Linked DNA regions of Homo sapiens: region 2 is linked to region 1. Evidence: read pairs that join two places in POLR2A ChIA-PET (ENCODE). Cell type or tissue: GM12878. All regions are shown on one strand. Links, peaks and the distances in the headings refer to the core of each region. The heading gives the core; the rest is flanking DNA.

Evidence for each region. ChIA-PET counts read pairs that join two places held together with the same protein. Peaks named below come from ENCODE experiments on the same cell type or tissue, not always from the same donor. Only the 100,000 strongest peaks of a DNase experiment are listed, where the experiment ranks them.
Region 2: POLR2A ChIA-PET joins it to region 1 with 5 read pairs; 19 of 35 experiments call an interaction of 5 or more read pairs at or near these places.

What each region holds. Positions count from the first base shown.
Region 1 is chr1:28,858,839-28,861,747 of GRCh38, reverse strand. OPRD1 (opioid receptor delta 1) reads right to left here. Exons shown (of 3, transcript NM_000911.4): 2 at 2,445-2,794. Among named protein-coding and RNA genes, the nearest start is that of OPRD1, 48 kb to the right of the region's middle. In GM12878, for the core only: no CTCF peak of the experiment used is centred there; a DNase peak (open chromatin) is centred at 1,263.
Region 2 is chr1:28,745,744-28,748,652 of GRCh38, reverse strand. The region is part of intron 4 of YTHDF2 (YTH N6-methyladenosine RNA binding protein F2); the gene reads right to left. Among named protein-coding and RNA genes, the nearest start is that of YTHDF2, 10 kb to the right of the region's middle. RefSeq lists a silencer at 435-658. In GM12878, for the core only: no CTCF peak of the experiment used is centred there; no DNase peak of the experiment used is centred there; H3K4me3 peaks cover 922 bases.

The sequences.
Region 1 (2,909 bases), core at 114-2,613:
TCCTGGCCAGGCATGGGGCTCATGCCTGTAATCCCAGCACTTTGGGAGGCTGAGGCAGGTGGACTGCTTGAGTCCAGGAGCTGGAGACCAGCCTGGGCAACATGGCAAAACCCCATCTCTACAAAAAAAACAAACATTAGCTGGGTATGGTGGTGCATATCTGCAGTCCCAGCTACTTGGGGGGCTGAGGTGGGAGGATCGCTTAAGCCCTGGAGGTTGAGGCTGCAGTAAGCTGGGATAGTGCCGCTGCACTCCAGCCTGGGTGACAGAGCGAGACCCTGTCTCAAAACAACAACAAAAACAAAACAAAACTTCCTTCCTTCTGGGAGGAAAGCAGACTTCAGCTTAACTCAAGGACTTCCTTCTTGAGATAGGAAGGGTGCCTAGGATGAAATGAGCTCCCCATTCCTGGAGTGTGGGCTTGGGCTGGATGAACACCTTAGGGGGTGTTGTGGGATTCTGATACAGCCTTGAGGCTGGCCCAGGGGACTCCCAGGATCTCTTGGAATGCTAGGATTTAAGAAGCCACACGATGGACTTGAGGCTAAGAAGTGAGAAGGGGCTGGGGATCCACAGACAGAGTGGGTCCACAGGACATCAGGCTGGCAGGACCCCTAGAAGTAACTGAATCCAAGACCTTCATTGTATAGGAACCAGAACAGCACTTGTTTAAGGTCACACAGCAAGTGGCCCACAGGTTCAATAAGTGCTGATGGCACACACTGGGAAAGTGTGTGTGTGAGGGATTGTGGAGTGAGGAGGCCCATCTGGTCCAGCCCCAGGAGGGATGCAGTTAATGGCCCGTAAGCTGAAGGCTGACAGTGAGGAATGGGGCTCTGCTGTGAGTCAAGGCCAATGGCTCACAGGCTATAAAAGGGCACCAGGGACTCTGCCCTTGTGAGGGTCAAAGGTAACCAAGAAGCTTGTTCTCTCCCACCCACAGCATCAACCCTCTGCAAACTTCCACAAAAGGGACTAGAAGGAGTAACAGACCTGGGGGCAGGAACCCTAGGTTGCAGGCCAAATTCCACAAAATGCCTGGCTGTGTGACCCTAAGTAAACCACCTGACCTCTCTGATTCTGTTTCCCTACAGTCAAATGGAGGTAGGAGTCCCTGCCTTGTCTATCTCACAGGCTTAATCATTTAATAGCTATTATTCATTGGGCCTTGGCGATGAGCCAGGACTTGTCCTAAGTATTCTACACATATTATCTCTTTTAACCTTCTCAACATCTCATGATATAGTGTGACTCAGAGAGGTTAATTAGTTACTATGTCTGTGGAGCCCTTCTAAACAATATTTCTCACTTCCTTGCATTAAGGTGGGGCCATGTGACCAGCTGTCACTAGAAGAAATGGGCCATAAATTTTTTTTTTTTTTTTTAGACAAGTCCCATTCTGTCGCCCAAGCTGGAGTGCAGTGGCATGATCTCAGCTCACTGCAACTTCCGCCTCCCAGGTTCAAGTGATTCTCCTGCCTCAGCCTCCCAAGTAGCTGGGACTACAGACGCCCACCACCACGCCTGGCTAATTTTTGTACTTTTAGTAAAGATAGGGTTTCACCGTGTTGGCCAGGCTGGTCTGGAACTCCTGACCTCAAGTGATTCACCCGCCTTGGCCTCCCAAAATGCTGGGATTACAGGCATGAGCCACTGCACCCAACCAACATTTAAAGTGGCTGTGCTTTCTCCTCGCTCCCTCTCCATATTCATCTGCCGGCCAGATGCCAGCAGTAGAAGATTCAGAAACCATCAACAGGAGGCTGGGTCCCTGAATGTCTGTGCTCCTCCTACTCACACTGGATTGTGATGGGAGTGAGAGAGAAACCTCTACAGTGTTAAGCCCCTGAGCTTTGGAGAATGTTATTGCAGCTCCCCTGATACAGGCAGTTACTATAATTACCATTTTAGCTCCTATTTGTCATTCCCTGCAGGCTATTCTCTAGGCTTTGCTTTGGTCATCCAGGCCAGTGGTTTTCAAATTAGGATGAAAGGGAGTTTAAAATGGGACCACAGATCTTGCAGCCTCCACTGCTCACTGGTCAGTGACACCCTCACCTCACTGGACATCCAACCATCTCTCTATACATCCACACATCCCTGGCCAGCCACCTACATGTACATAACCAGCCATCCATAATCTCCTTCATAAATTCATACATTCCCTTTGGCCAGCAACCCATATGACCACTGATCAGTCATTCATCTTCACAATAGTCAACCATCCGCATGCCCCCCTGGCCAGCTATTCCCATTCCCATTGGTTGACCTTCTTCTACACTCCCACTGGCCAGCCACCACACCATCATTGATCTTGATCAGAATCCAACCTCTGCTGATGAGCCACCTACACTCACCCTGGTAAGTGCCCTGCAAGCCCACAAAGGCCCATGTACTGCCTCCTGTGGTCAGTGGCCTGTGCCATGGTGCACTCACTCACTCACCCCGGGGACGGGTCACAGCCATGACCATGATGGGCACGCCAACGCCTGAGGCCAGGACCCAGATACAGATGTTGATCAGCTTGGCCTTGGCAGGCGTGCGGAAGTCCAGGGCCTTGACAGGGTGGCAGACAGCGATGTAGCGGTCAACACTCATCATGGTGAGCGTGAAGATGCTGGTGAACATATTGTAGTAGTCGATGGAGAGCACAGCCTTGCAGAGCAGCTCGCCGAAGGGCCACGTCTCCATCAGGTACTTGGCACTCTGGAAAGGCAGCGTGCTGGTGGCCAGCGCATCGGCTAAGGCCAGGTTGAAGATGTAGATGTTGGTGGCCGTCTTCATCTTAGTGTACCTTAGAAAGAAATGCATGTGTAATTAATCCCATTTCACAGATTTCAGTTTCACATGAAACTCAAGGAAGGGAAGTAGCTTTCCTAAGGACATGCAAAAGGTCAGGGGAGGCTAGG
Region 2 (2,909 bases), core at 194-2,693, 110 kb after region 1:
TAAAATTTGCTCTAAGTTTCAAGCCTGACAGATCTAATGCTTGAAGGTTCTATGTTAATTAGATCATGCAGAACAAGTCAGTAATAATGCTAGGCAAAAATGGCTGTGGCTCTGCTTCAGTGTGTTCTGCCAAGATACTGCCCAATCATGGAACTTTAAAACAGCTGTGACACCTTCAGGATGAAGTTTAAGTACTTCCCTACTTCTTTATGGGGTTACCACCCATCTGGCATGAAAGCTTCTGCAATCTCGTAAATACTACAAAGGTACACACACAAACACTTCACCTAAGGGAGTCTACCATCTCAATGAGCTATGAGCCCCATTCTCATAAAACCTGCTTGTTCTTTAAAGCCTAATAAAGATTGTAAGAACAGTTTACAATCAGTTATGTAAAGATGTTAAGGAAAATAGTAACCAACAGGAGAGTAAGGCAGTACTAACTAAAATGGTAACTGGGCTTAGAAGCAATCATAGGCATCTTCCTGAAATCCCAGCAGTTCTTTTTTTTGGTTTTTTTTTTTTGAGATGGAGTCTCGCTCTGTCGCCCAGGCTGGAGTCCAGTGGCGCCATCTTGGCTCACTGCAAGCTCCGCCCCCTGGGTTCACGCCATTCTCCTGCCTCAGCCTCCCGAGTAGCTGGGACTACAGGAGCCCACCATCACACCCAGCTAATTTTTTGTAGTTTATTTAATAGAGACGGGGTTTCACCATGTTAGCCAGGATGGTCTTGATCTCCTGACCTTGTGATCTGCCCGCCTCAGCCTCCCAAAGTGCTGTGCTTACAGGCGTGAGCCACCGCGCCCGGCCAGTGCCAGCAGTTCTTACAAGAGAGTAAACTAAAAAGTAACCTGACAGAAGTATAATTGAAGCCTTTATTTGGTGGTTTGCTCACCGGCTGAGAACTAGGATACTCACTTATCAAGAGTCTTTATGGGCTGGGCGTGGTGGCTCACGCCTGTAATCCCAGCACTTTCGGAGGGAGAGGCGGGAGGATCACAAAGTCAGGAGATCAAGACCATCCTGGCTAACACAGTGAAACCCCTGCACTCCAGCCTGGGCGACAGAGTGAGATTCGTCTCTCAAAAAAAAAAAAAAAAGTCTTTATGGAATGGTTTTTTTTTTTTTTTAGACAAGTTTTGCTCTTTCACCAGGCTGGATTGCAATGGCTCAATCTCAGCCCACTGCAAGTAGTAGCTGGGATTACAGGCACCTGCCACCATGCCCAGCTAATTTTTGTATTTTTAGTAGACACAGGGTTTCACCATGTTGACCAGGCTGGTCTCGAACTCCTGACATCGTGATCTGCTCGCCTCGGCCTCCCAAAGTGCTGGGATTACAGGCATGAGCCACCGCGCTGGGCAATGGTTTTTAAAAAGAGCCATTAGTTAGCTTACCAAAGACGCTAAATTCTGTTTACTATTGCACTCATTCTATGAAAACATTAAAAGGCTGGTCAATTCCAACAAACGAATCTTACACCTACATATCAAGTTCAATTATCATTAACTGAACCACTCTAGCAAACATAATCAAAATACATACTTGATTAAAAGCTGAATTTTTTTTTTGAGACAGAGTTTCACTCTTGTTGCCTAGGCTGGAGTGCAATGGCACCATCTCAGCTCACTGCAACCTCCGCCTCCCAGGTGTAAGCGATTCTCCTGCCTCAGCCTCCCAAGTAGCTGGGATTACAGGCATGCACCATCACGCCCAGCTAATTTTGTATTTTTTAGTAGAGACAGGGTTTCTCCATGTTGATCAGGCTGGTCTCAAACTCCTGACCTCAGGTGATCCGCCCACCTCGGCCTCCCAAAGTGCTGGGATTACAGGCGTGAGCCAGAGCCTGGCCAAAAGCTAAATTAACAAAACCTAAATTTGCTACTTGTTTGTTTAGACAGAGTCTCTCTCTATCGCCCAGGCTGGAGTGCAGTGGCAGGATCTCAGCTCACTGCAACCCCTGCCTCCCGGGTCCAAGAAATTATCCTGCCTCAGCCTCCCAAGTAGTTGGGATCACAGGTACCCACAACCACACCCAGCTAATTTTTTTTTTTTTTTTTGTAGTATTTTTAGTAGAGACGGGATTTCACCATGCTGGCCTCAAACTGCTGGCTTCAAACTGCTGACCTCAAGTGATCGGCCCGCCTCTGCCTACCAATGTGCTGGGATTACAAGCATGAGCCACCTGCGCCCAGCCTGCTACTCCATTTCTAAACCCATATTTCTTCATCTGGCCCCAGCAATGCAAAATTGAAAAGAAAATCACCCTGTATTTCCCCACTGGCCCTAACACATACAAGTCTATCTTAACAACTATGCTGTGCATTAAATTCATCATTTCCTTCCTGCTTTTAATCACAAGATGTAGGACAGAATTTTATTATAAAGATTAATAAGATAGTACACATTTCAAGTGGACAAACCAAGCACCTAGATGCCCCTCAGACGTCTATAAATCTGCTATGCTACTAAAAGATGCCTAAAAGATCATGGCCTCCTTACTTGTCCCTCTAGAAACAGAAGCCTGATGACCATTTAGAGCCCTTCAGATGTCTAGCAAAAAGCACCAATAAACTATCTTTTTCTACAAAATACTGTAAATTTTATTTATTTTTGATACAGAGTCTCACTCTGTTGCCCCTGCTGGAGTGCAGTGATGCAATCATGGCTCACTACAACCTCTAACTCCTGGACTCAAGGGATCCTCCTTCCTCAGCCTCCAAAGTAGCTAGGACAACAGGTGTGTGCCACCATGCCCAGCTAATTTTTTCTTTTTTAGAGAGATGGGGTCTCACTACATTGCCCAGGCTGGTCTTAAACTCCTAGGCCCAGGCAATCCTCCTGCCTCGTCCTCCCAAAGTGTTGGGATTACAGGTGTGAGCCACCACGCCAGGCCAAAATATGTTAGTT